2 separate regions of the Homo sapiens genome follow, and region 2 is linked to region 1. A link is a contact called in ENCODE Hi-C or POLR2A ChIA-PET data. All regions are on one chromosome and are shown on one strand. The core of a region is the stretch at or near the end of the contact, and the rest is flanking DNA. Distances in the headings are between cores, read along the strand shown.

Region 1 (5,980 bases), core at 1,154-3,653:
AAGGTAAGAAGGAAAGGGGTCTTTCCATCCTCCATTTCCTCCTACAATGCTCATTTTAATAGACTAAATAACTCAACCACTGACCAGAAGCAAATACGGTGAGCGCATTTAAAATGTAGATGGAACTTGCCTTTTTTGTGAGATTAGGATTTAATTTCCCCTAGACCTTTATAAGGAAATTTCTTTAGGCTCTAGGCAGATAGGACCAAGCTTATTCTTACTGTTTTGAAATGCAACAATTTTCAAATTATCTTTAGAGTCTGAGATAATTAATTCCTTTCTATTGGAATTATTCTGTTTAAGCAAGTAAAGTGCTTGATTTACTTCCTTAAAAAAACCTCTGATGTTATTCATTTTGCCTTATTGATGTTAATAATGGATTTAATGGTACCCCAGAATAATACTGGTATAGACACACAATTCAGTAGTGTCTTAAAGATTACATCATATATTTTTTTAAGTCCAAAGACTAACCATATATTTTGCAAAATTTAAGACTGTTAAAATGTAAAATATTTAAAGAAATAATATCCAGGCTGGGTGTGAGTGGCTCACGCCTGTAATCCCAGCACTTTGGGAGGCCAAGGCGGGCGGATCATGAGGTCAGGAGTTCCAAACCATCCTGGCCAACATGGTGAAACCCCGTCTGTACTAAAAATACAAAAAAAACGTGGTGGCACGTGCCTTTAATCCCAGCTACTCGGGAGGCTGAGGCAGGAGAATCGCTTGAATCAGCGAGTTGGGGGTTGCAGTGAGCCGAGATCGCGCCACTGCACTCGTCTGGCAACAGAGCAAGATTACATATCAAAAAAAAAAAAAAAAAAAAAAAAAAAAAACAAGAAAAGAAAAAAAAGAAGTAATATCCAAACTCTGAGCCTAAATTCGCAAAACTAAAATTCCAAAAATAAGCGAATGTGTAAAAAGTATGGAAAGAACAGACTTAAACAGGAAAGTATAAATATTCACAGGTGGTTTTTTTCCCCTTAGTTTTGCTAGAAAGTGTGCTACAGGTCTAAAGACTTTTCTCTACGGGAAGTGCTTGCTTAGAAAACCACACGTGAAAAGTATTTGAACAAGTCTATTCTTTCTTGATAAGTAATGAAGTGTAGAGATTTACTACAATTTTCCTACGTTTTAAACACTTAGTGTTTAGGGCAGTATTTCTGACATCCAGCAAAATGCTGGTTACATAGTAGGCACGCAAAAAACATTTTGTTAAATGAATTAAAATTAATGAATACATATTCAGATAAAAAAAATTCTCCTTTTGCAGTGCATACACCCGTGAAGCTGTCACCTACCTAGCAGCTAATCACGTTTCTCCAATTTCCTGGTGCCAGCATAATCTGTTCACACATCAAATAAGTGTGCCAAGCTAGTTTTTTTTCTTACCCAAACCTATTCCTTCTTGTTTCCTATTTATCAGAATGCAACCACAATCCTCCTACTCACCCGTTCCTCATTTTATTTGACAAATGCTTCCTTTCCCGCCTGTACAGACTGACACTCACTGACGATATTCTGCTTCTACCCATGTTTCCCACAATTGGTCTCAATTTCTGCTGCCACAGCCTCCACTACCTTTTGCTTGGACCAGTGAATACCCTCTGATTTTCCGTTGTCAGTCGCTTCTCATCAATCTATTCTTAATCTTGTTGCTTCGTTGCACCTCTACTCCCTCACCTTCCACCAAACAACCCAGTTAGCGTAGAGATTAGGAGAAGAGATTCTGGCTCTGAGCTTAACATAGTGATTGATCAAGAATTTAACCTCTGGAGCCAAACTGCCTGGCTTTGTCTGCCATTCGAGGACTTTTCCCAACCTCATTTCTCACTTTGTAGTCAACCCAAAACACCTCCCTCCATCTCCCACCTAGCTTGTGTTTCTCACTTAACTTTTAAAGTCCAGCTCACATGTCACTTTACTCACTTCCCAGAATTGTAATCTTCGTTTCGAACTGCTCTCGCACGGCAGCTATACTTCTCAGTACCTGCTTTTGTACCATTATGTGCGTTTTTTCTCTTTTTATAAAAAATCTCTTTCAGGGAACGCATAGTTCTTGAGGTCAGGATATTATTGTTTTATTTTTATATCTCCAGTAAGTCACAGTGTGACTTGCACTGTGGTTGCTCGATAAATGTTAGGTGAATGACATCAATTTACAGAAATAAATCCAACTCTGAGCGTCTCCCCTTGAGGACCGTGTTTTGTTCATCTGCACGCTCTCCAGGTCCTGCACTGCGCCCAGGACCAAGAAGACGCTGGACCCTTACTAGGAGAACCGAGGCAAGAGCCGGCTGGAGCCGCGGGGAACCCGCTCGCCCCGCCCACCCGCCTAGCGCCGGTGAGCCTGCGGCTCCCGCGAAGCGCGGCCCCGCCCCCTCGGCGCCAGGGCGCACGCGCGGAGCTGGAGCCGGCGCGGAGGAGCGGGCGGCCGCGGCTGTGCCCTCTCCTACTCCTCACCGCGCGAGCGCGGGGAACCAGTAGCCGCGGCTGCTTCGGTTGCCGCGGTCGGTGGTCGTTATGGATTCTCCATGGGACGAGTTGGCTCTGGCCTTCTCCCGCACGTCCATGTTTCCCTTTTTTGACATCGCGCACTATCTAGTGTCAGTGATGGCGGTGAAACGTCAGCCGGGTGAGTGCGGGGCGCCGCGGGCCGGACCCCTCAGAGTGCTCCTGACGGCGAGGACCGTCTAAGTCGGGTGGGTCGGGTGGGTCGGGTGGGCGGCTGAGTGGCCGCTAGCCCAGACAGTTCGATGGTAGAGTTGGAGGGGCGCCAAGGGCCGGTTGGTCTGACTTACTGAGTGCAGATGGGGAAACAGCGTGGGGGAGGACGGAGGCTCTAGTACTCCTCAAAGGAGGCGTGACCTGGGGTCCGCGAGGCCGTAGCCTGGGCGAGCAGGGCCGACCTTGCCAACCGCCCGCAGAAGTCCCAGGACTGACAGAAGCTGCCGCAGCGTTTCGGAACCACAGATATCCGCGCCAGCCCAGGGCTTGGGCGGCCTCCTCGCGGTACCGCCACTCGCTCGCAGTGTCGCCACTCGCTCGCAGTGTCGCCACTCGCTCGCAGTGTTTGAAAGTCATGTGAGGAGACAGCAGGTTTCTGACTCAGTCTCTTGGAGTAATAGATGGTTGCGGACTACTCTCCAGTTATGAAAGTTGTACAAGCACTGAAACAAAAAGCCTCCTGTAGCCAGACCAGGATTCCCCTTCACGCAGTGTCCTAACACCCTGCCTAGCATGTGAGAAGCGAGTGCGTTCCCCTTTTCACAGTCACGACGGACACTGTACAAGCAAGAGTTACCTGGCGTAGTTTCACTATCTGCAGAATGGGGATATAGTCTTGAAACAGCATTTTGAGTTCTTTTAGCAATGCGATCAAGGGACAGTAGTTGTATTTTATTGGATTTTACACCAGGGTGCGTTTGCTCTAATACTGCTTTACTTTTGTAGTTATTCTACTGTGCTTTTAGTTGTATGGACCTCTTCTTTCTTTGAGGTCAGACATTTCTTTGCCTACTTTCTTTGTGTTCTTGCTGTCTTTCATCTGCCTTGCCCTACGGATAGTTGATGAGTGAGGTCTGGAGGATGATGCTGTATCTTTCTTATGGACTACTTACTGGTTTTAAAAAATCCTTAGACCTCAGAAATATTTTTCATTTATGTTGAAGTTTGTAGCTCAGTTTAAATCGTTGGTACAAATTTTGACCTGGATGAGGATGGTATTACTGCATTAAAGTAGAACACATTATCTGCATAAGATATTATTTCTTTGATTTGAAAAAAGTAAGTTTTGTTGCTACTACATGTTCAGAATTTGATTAAAAAAATTTTTTTTTGTATAGGCTGAATCAGATGTTCACATTGTGGTCCAGGGACCCATGGGATTCTCTGACACTGCCAGTTTAAAATTACTTTCGTAATAATATGCAGATGTTATCTTTTTCACTCTCATTTTTTCAGAAGTGTACAGTGGAGTTTTCCAGAGGCTACCTGAGTTGTGATACTGTAACAGAAGGAAGTAGATATGAGAATCTAACAGTTTTCTATTTGAAGCCAGACATTTGTTAGAATGTACACAGTGTGATTCTTCTCACTAAATGTTTTTTGTTTTGGAAAAGTTATTTTTCATAAAGAATACATTATCATTATTATTATTATTATTTTTGAGACGGAGTCTCTCTGTCGCCCAGGCTGAAGTGCAGTGGCGCGATCTCGGCTCAGTGCTGCAACCTGTGCCTCCTGGGTTTAAGCGATTCTCCTGCCTCAGCCTCCGGAGTAGCTGGGAGGCGCCTGCCACCAAGTTCGGCTAATTTTTGTATTTTTAGTAGTGGAGACGGGGTTTCGCCATGTTGGCCAGGCTTGAAGAATACATTATTTATGTTAACATTTAATACATTTACTTTTTAAAAAATGAAAACATGAAGAACAATTGTTGCATAGTGGACAGGTCTATGCAGTCCTATCCCCAAAGGCTGAGGAAGCTGAGAGGCTGAGGAATCCAGTTTCTTAGAAAGAAACCTTTAAAAGGGACTTAAGAACAGAAGCCATGTCTTGGGTGGCCCCAAGGAGATGGTGGATCACCCCATTACCCGACCCCCAACCCCCAACCAGAGATGTGTAGGACAGTTGCTTAAGAGCAGGATTTATGGTAAGTGAAATAGCGTCAAGGTTGTTTGACCTAAGGGCAAGATCGGTAAGTGTATACTTTTACACAAGGAACAGTAGATAAAATATAAATCTTAGAGGCAATCCCAGAACTGGGGTTAATCATAAGTCAACATGGCGGATGTTGGAGTTGCTTTAGCCGCCACAACTATTTAAAATTTTCTCAGTTATAATTTCTAAGATGCTAAGTATTGATACTTGTAGCCAACATAAACAAAACCTTTTGGGGTTGTCAAGAAATTTAAGTCCGATTTTTTAAAAGATGTAATTCACATAGAATCTGTTCACCATTTTTAATAAAAAGTTCTGTGTTTTTGGACAGACACATACAGTCATTCAACTACCATCACAATCAAGATACTGAACGGTTTCCTCACCCACCCTAAATTCCTTCCTGCACTTTTGTGTAAGCTGTCCCCTATCCTTGGCAAGCATTAATCTGTTTACTAATTTTTAGGGATGTAGAGGGCTCCTGAGATTCCATAATTTGAGAACCACGTGATTATTGAATACTTATATAGTATCATACAGTACCAGTACTTGTAAGGAGGTAAAAATGATGGAATTCAGACACAAGAGTGAACAGTGTACCTGTTTAGCCTTTTACCCGAAGTGTGTTAGACTGCCCATTTCCTTTGACAGTTCTATTATTGGTCTTCAATATCTTGCCATTCTGATGATCAGAAAGCAATTTTTCATTTATGTTTGTCATGGTACTGATGTGTTTGTGCCTCTTATTGGTCATTTGTATTTCATGTAAATTGCTTAATTTTTTTTTGTCCATTTTCTTATTGGGCTGTAGGTTATTGTCTTCTATTTACTGTCTTTGTGGATCATGGATATTCATTCTATTTATGTCTGTAGTCCTTTTTTCCCATAACTCTTGCTATCTTTAACTTTGTTTATATTGTCTTTTATTGCAGAAGTTTAAAAAATCTCATAATATTTTTACTTTTCCATGAAAAAATCTATTAATTTTTTTCTCCTATGTCACTATTGGGATTTGTGCATTTTAAGAAGGGGTTTCTCAGGCCTAAGGTTATAAAAATACTCGTCCTTGATCTTTTTTTAAAAAATTCTATAGTTCTATAAAAGTATAGGTTCGTAATCTATCTGCAGTATTTTTTGTTGTATAGATGTTCCTTTGCAAGTCTGGTCATGGCTGGATAGAACAGTTGGAACTCAATGATCTCAGCAGAGTATGCTCTATGCTCATTGAACTGGTTCTGCTCTAGACCTTTACTAAGATCATCCCACGTGCATAGACCTCTGGAATGTCCTTAGTTCTTGTTTGTTTTCTTTAGCGTCCCAT
Region 2 (5,980 bases), core at 884-3,383, 580 kb before region 1:
GACTGGTAGCCTGATGGGTGAGACACAATGGCCAAAGGACACAGGAAGCCCAGGCGTGATTGAAGCAACTCTCTAATCAAATGGGTGGAGCAAATGGAGAGGAATCCAAGCATCTTGTCTGCCCTCCCCAGTCAGGCACACAGGCCAGCAGACAGGCAGGTAGGAGGTTATTTGTAGACACATTGTCCATGGGTAGTAATGGATAAGATCCAGGTTCTGTCCCAGGGAAAAGGGCTGGCAAGTGCCACATAGTATGCCAGGGCCCATTCCCAGGCTGAGTTCAGGAGCAGTGTGCAGTCCTAAAAGGGGACCGTGCCTCTGGGCGGGAGAGCTAGGGATCAGGTAGAAGCTGGATCTCTGGGTTGGGCCAACAATAGCCAGAGAGAGGACAGATATCACTCGGGGAAACATGACTGTCAGAGGATGTTACTGGACTAACAACCTCCAAGTTTCAGTGGATGACTGCGCACCAAGTCCCACCAGAGGCACTGAGGTGGTTAATCTACTTCCTGCCTGAATTTGTTCAGACTCAGAAGCTGGGGTGGGAGGGTGGCAGCTGAAAGTGAGATGCATCAGTGGACCCAAAGGGAAGCAGCTGGGCAACATAAAGGCATGGAAACTGAGGCAGGAAGTCAATAGGGTTGACTTATTCTGCTTTACTGTGCACCGTGCATGCCCACTCTCTGGTGGAGGTGCTCATGGGAAAGAAATGACTACAGTTAAATTTCCTACTTAGAGGTCTAATGGAGTGACATTAAGAAACAGCCCTTCATTCCACTAACATTTATTGAGTACCTCCTATGTTCATAGCATAGTCTCTGGCTTCAAGGGTCCTACAGTAGAACAAGCACGATGGGAGATTCACAGAAATAACTCTGTGAGAAGTCCCATCCAAGTGCTGTGGAGCACAGAGGGAAAAAGAGGAACATCTAGAAGAAAAGAAAAGTCTCCTAAACTTCTTGAGAAGGGACCATGGCTATTTTTGCCTGGATAGCCCAATTCTAATTATCACTCTATCCGAGAGTTTAATTGCCTCTGGGTGATGCCAGCTGCCTTGAACTACAGGTCTGAAGGCACAGCTGTTGCTACTTGATCTACGTCTCCCTTAACTAAGTCTCAGGTTTGTAATCTTATCACACAGGGAACCTAGGGTTCCATATGACAGGACTGAAAATCCCTAGCTCTGTCACTTACTAAATAGTCATGTCTGCCTTTTCTAACCTTCCTGAACTTCAGTTTTACTCCTTATAAAATGAGAATAAAGACAACCCAAACTTCAAAGGGCTGTTTCAAGGATTAAGTGGAAGTCATGTATATGCACGGGTTTTGTAAACTTTAAAGAGCTAGAAAAACATTTATTTTAATGGTGTCTCAACTTGAGTCTGCACTGGGCTGCAGCCATGCCTGGGTGTGTTTGATGACCTGGTCTGTGGGGCTTCTGGGTGTCACTCCGTGTGAGGATGAGGAAGTGGTTTGGCTCACATGCCAGAAAAAGACGCAAAGACGGCTGGGCAGCATGTGGGAAGCTTCAGATATCTATGCCTAACCTGGCTCTGTGGACGGAAGTCAGAACTCAGCAAAGAGGCTGGGCGTGGTGGCTCATGCCCGTAATCCCAGCACTTTGGGAGGCCAAGGGGGGTGGATCATCTGAGGTCAAGAGTTTGATACTAGCTTGGCCAACATGGCGAAACCCCGTCTCTACTAAAAATACAAAAAAAAAAAAAAATTAGCTGGGCATGGTGGCACTCGCCTGTAATCCCAGCTACTTGGGAGGCTGAGGCAGGAGAATCACTTGAACCTGAGAAGTGGAGTTTGCAGTGAGCCAAGATCGCGCCATTGCACTCCAGCCTGGGTGACAGAGTGAGACTCTGTCTCAAAAAAACACATAAAAAAATAATAACTCAGCAGAGAGAGGGGCTCCTCACTGTTTTCAAAGGGCGATGTTACCACTGCCGCTTTCAGGCCTGCTGACAAACTAAAATGCAGAAAGGGAGGTGGAGGTGAAGGCACATGCTGTCTTCCCAGCACAGGGAGAATTCCAGAGCATTTGTCACCATTTAATCACCTGAAGAGTTTCCTCACCAGGGGAACACATTCTCCATGCAGATACAGCATATAAGGCATTTGCTGCACCTTCCCCTGGAGTTGTCAGGTGACCTGGAGACATTGCCAATGTGGGGGAGAGAGGAAGTGTAACAGGAGTACTTGTGAGTGGCTGCAAAATGCTCCTGGGGACAAAGTCTCAGGGGCAAGGGTCAGCAATGACAGGCCATTGCCCCTAATATGACCCCAACAGTGACACTCACAGGTGGGTGAGGCCTGGAGAAACTCGGCCACATGACTCTTCTGTCAGGATGAGTGTTAGATGCCATGTGTGTTCCCACGCCAGTAGCTGCTATTTCCAGTTGCTTCAATTGCTTCATTTGTTCAGGGAACCTGAGAAGGAAGATGTGTTACCCAGCAAGGCTAGAAGCCGCTTCTCTTAACAAAGACCACCCAGAAGTGAGCCGAGGTATTGGAAAGTACCCAGTGTGTGCTTTTCAACAAATGCTGCTTAAAGCTGCTGCAGTGTCCAGTAAACCATTGCTCTTGGTTCTCATCTCAGAGTTTTCCAATGCTGAGGGAATGCAGACAGAAGAATGTGTAAGATTATGACACAGGAGCTGCATGGTGAGGTGTAAAGGAGGAGAGAGGAGCAACAAATTGTGCCCCAACAAGAAAACGTGAAATGTCCGGTTTGTTTTTTTATTTTTTATTTTTTGAGACAGAGTCTTGCTCTGTCTGCCCGGGGTTGGAGTGCAGTGGTGCAATCTCGGTTAACTGCAGCCTCCACCTCCCGGGTTCAAGTGATTCTCCTGCATCAGCCTCCTAAGTAGCTGTGATTACAGGCACGCGCCACCACACCCAGCTGATTTTGTATTTTTAATAGAGATGGGATTTCACCCTGTTGACCAGGCTGGCCTAGAACTCCTGACCTCAAGTGATCCGCCCACCTTGGCCTCTCAAAGTGCTGGGATTATAGGCATGAGCCATCGCTCCTGGCCAAAATGTCCCTTTTAAGTGGAGTTGGAGTTGGGGGACAGTGCAGGGAGCTGTGGGCAAAGGTGAGTCAAAGAGAACAAAATGCCCCCCCTAAAGATATGGCAGGAAGTCTGGCCAAGGGTGGGGACATTGGTTTATTTTCTCTTTCTCTGCAGCCCACCACCATTAAGGCTAGAATTCTGGATCAAGCATCTTTAGAGGAGCCTCAAATGTGCCTGCATTCACTCAACAAGGAGAGAGTAAATAATTCATCCAAGGTCTGCCAAGAGAGCTCTCTGGCACCATAATGCTTTCTGAGGTGGAAGGTTAGCTCTTGCCAGACAGGGAGGAGCCCAGCCAACAACAGGGGTCTCCTTAGCAGTTTGGAATCTCTGTACAAATGCCAGCTCACAGCCACTCTGACTTGTCCAGCAGTGCCCTGGGCCCCTGCAGTATGCCTCGGACTAGCTTCATCCAGCAAACTGCTGCCTCTGACAGTCTGATGTCCATTTTCCCAGCCTGTACTGAGTGTCAATCATGGGCCTGAGTGAAAGAGACATGACCCCTGACTGCCTTGGAAGAGCCGGCTTAGGACAGGATAGGGTGGGAGGGCAGTGGATCCACGGGTCCCAAAACGGGTGGTGAGTAGCCAACTGGTGAGCAGACAGGTGAGGGTTTGGGGAGAGAGGGGCATTTCCTAGATGTAGAGCTATTTAAGCAGAGTTTTAAATAGTTAAGTTGGAGCTCACCAGGCAGGAAAAGAAATTAAAAGGAACAGCTAGAGTTTTGTTAGAGCTTACTATGTGCAGGCATTGTGTAAAGGGCATTTCAGAGAGAGCGAACAGCTGGTGTGAATTCTTAAAAATCTGAAAGTGCATGCTATATGGATAGGCTAATTCTTGTAAAAAACTTATTTTTATAGATTTAGGGGGTGCAAGTGCAGCTTTGTTACATGAATATATTACATAATGGTGAAGACTGGACTTTTAGTGTAACCATCACCCAAATAGTGTACATTACACCCATTAGGTAATTTCTCATCTCTCACCACCCTCCCACATTTCTGAGTTTCCAATGTTAATTATTTCACTCTCTATGTCCATGTCTGTATATATATACATAATTTACATAATTTAGCTCCCACTCATAAGTGGGAACATGCGTATTTGACTTTCTGAGTTATTTCACTTAAGATAATGGCATCCAGTTCCATCCATGCTGCTATAAAAGAAAATTTCATTCTTTTTTATGACTGAGTAGTATTCCATGGTATAGATTATATACACACACACACACCCCCCACACACACACCCACCCACACACACATCTCACATTTCCTTTAATCAGAATAGGCACATTCTACGCATTTGCCTATACACAGGTGAATTACGTGTAGATAATGTTTAGTGTACCGTGGGAGTTGTAAAAGATAAAGCTACAAAGGAAAGTTAGAACTGAAAAGGCCTCACAAATTTAAATATATATATATTTATGCATAGATCTGGAAAGATATATGTCAATATGTTAGCATTGATTTTGGCGATGAAGACTCTGGAGATTCATTTTTACTCTTTCTATTCTGCATTTCATTTTATTTTTTTTATTTTTTTCACCAACAAAAAGAGAAGAGGTTGAGGAGGTGGGTGGTCTGAATACTGTTTTAGAAAGTGTGTGCTTCATGCTGCAGGCACTGGGGAGCCACTGAAAATTCTTAAGCAGAAGACCAAGGCAACTAGACACCAGCCATCAAGAGCTGCTTATGCGGGAGGCCCTCGGTGACTCACTTGCTCCTACTTCCCTGGGACTATCTTCCTCATACCACCTGCAGACCCAGAAGTCAAGCCTGTAGGATGAAACCTGTCCATCCACGAGATGGGAAGCTGCCAGTAATGATCGAAGAGGCACAGTCAATGTGAGTGCTTTTCTCTGCCCACTCAGAACTCCTCAAAACTTGACAGTGGGCACAAAACAACGTGGCTCTGCCCCAAGCACAAGGACAAGGGGGAAAAGGACAGGTGGCAAAGCATTCACAAAAGCTAACAGGAGAAAAGGCAGATTGGTTTCTTTTCCTACAACGTAGGAGCTTTTATTACTAGAAAATAAAATCCTGTCTGAGCAAATGCCAGGAAAACGATTAAGGGCTCAATTTAGATTGGGAGGCTTGGTTGGGCACTGCTAGGCAGGGAGCTAAACAATGTCAGCCCCACTCTCTATGCACATCACGTTTGGGGTGAGTGGCCCGAGCCCCAGCCAGGCCTTTCACCACCAGTTTTGTAGAATTACAGTTAAGCTTTGGCCACTTGGTTTCAGTTAAAAGGATTGTGTGGAAGGAAGGATAAAAGGCTCTTGCACGCAGACCAGCTATTGCGTCTGAGGACTAAGAAGAAATGCAGCCAGGGTGGTGCCAGACCTTGAAGAAACCCTTCTTCCCTGTGGTTCTCAGGCTCTCCAGCCTGACCCAGGAAGGGCAGGAGAGGTAGAGGAGCACGGGCTGGCTTTGAGTCAGACAGGCCCGGGTTGGAGTCCCCATTCTACTGCCTGTGGGGCCTGCAGGCAAGATTTTAACTTCTAACTTTTTTTTTTTTTTTTTTTTGAGACAGAGTTTTGCTTCTGTTGCCCAGGCTAGAGTGCAATGGCGTGATCTCAGCTCACTGCAACCTCTGCCTCCTGGGTTCAAGCAATTCTGCTGCCTCAGCCTCCCGAGTAGCTGGGACTACAGGCGTGTGCCACTGCACCCGGCTAATTTTAGTATTTTTAGTAGAGATGGGGTTTCACCACGTTGGCCAGGCTGGTCTCAAACACCTGACCTCAGTTGAGCAGCCTGCCTCGGCCTCCCAAAGTGCTGGGATTATAGGCATGAGCCACTGTGCCTGGCTGGCAAGATTTTAACTTCTCTGAGTCCAGTGTCTTCATCAATAAAGTGAGGATAATGACGCCCAGAATTATTATGGGAATAAAA

Evidence for each region. A loop is a pair of places that touch in the nucleus more often than their neighbours do. ChIA-PET counts read pairs that join two places held with the same protein, here RNA polymerase II (POLR2A). Pooled maps may share reads with other maps.
Region 2: a loop to region 1 is called in a pooled map, with 3 times the contacts of the local background. The contact joins the enhancer-like site here to the promoter of TMEM38B in region 1. A Hi-C loop is called at or near these places in 1 of 168 maps with a recorded cell type or tissue (naive thymus-derived CD4-positive, alpha-beta T cell) and 7 of 50 pooled maps. POLR2A ChIA-PET finds 5 or more read pairs at or near these places in 1 of 52 experiments (CD4-positive, alpha-beta T cell).

The regions. Positions count from the first base shown.
Region 1 is chr9:105,692,138-105,698,117 of GRCh38, forward strand. It overlaps TMEM38B (transmembrane protein 38B), which reads left to right and starts at 2,404. Exons shown (of 6, transcript NM_018112.3): 1 at 2,404-2,635. The coding sequence starts at 2,524. RefSeq lists a silencer at 2,238-2,507.
Region 2 is chr9:105,114,023-105,120,002 of GRCh38, forward strand. It overlaps LOC105376197 (a long non-coding RNA gene), which reads left to right. Exons shown (of 4, transcript XR_930205.3): 2 at 4,709-4,933. Among named protein-coding and RNA genes, the nearest start is that of CT70, 130 kb to the left of the region's middle. Within about 2 kb of position 2,134, at least 6 of the 41 ENCODE cell types and tissues checked have a DNase peak (open chromatin) inside an H3K27ac peak, as active enhancers do.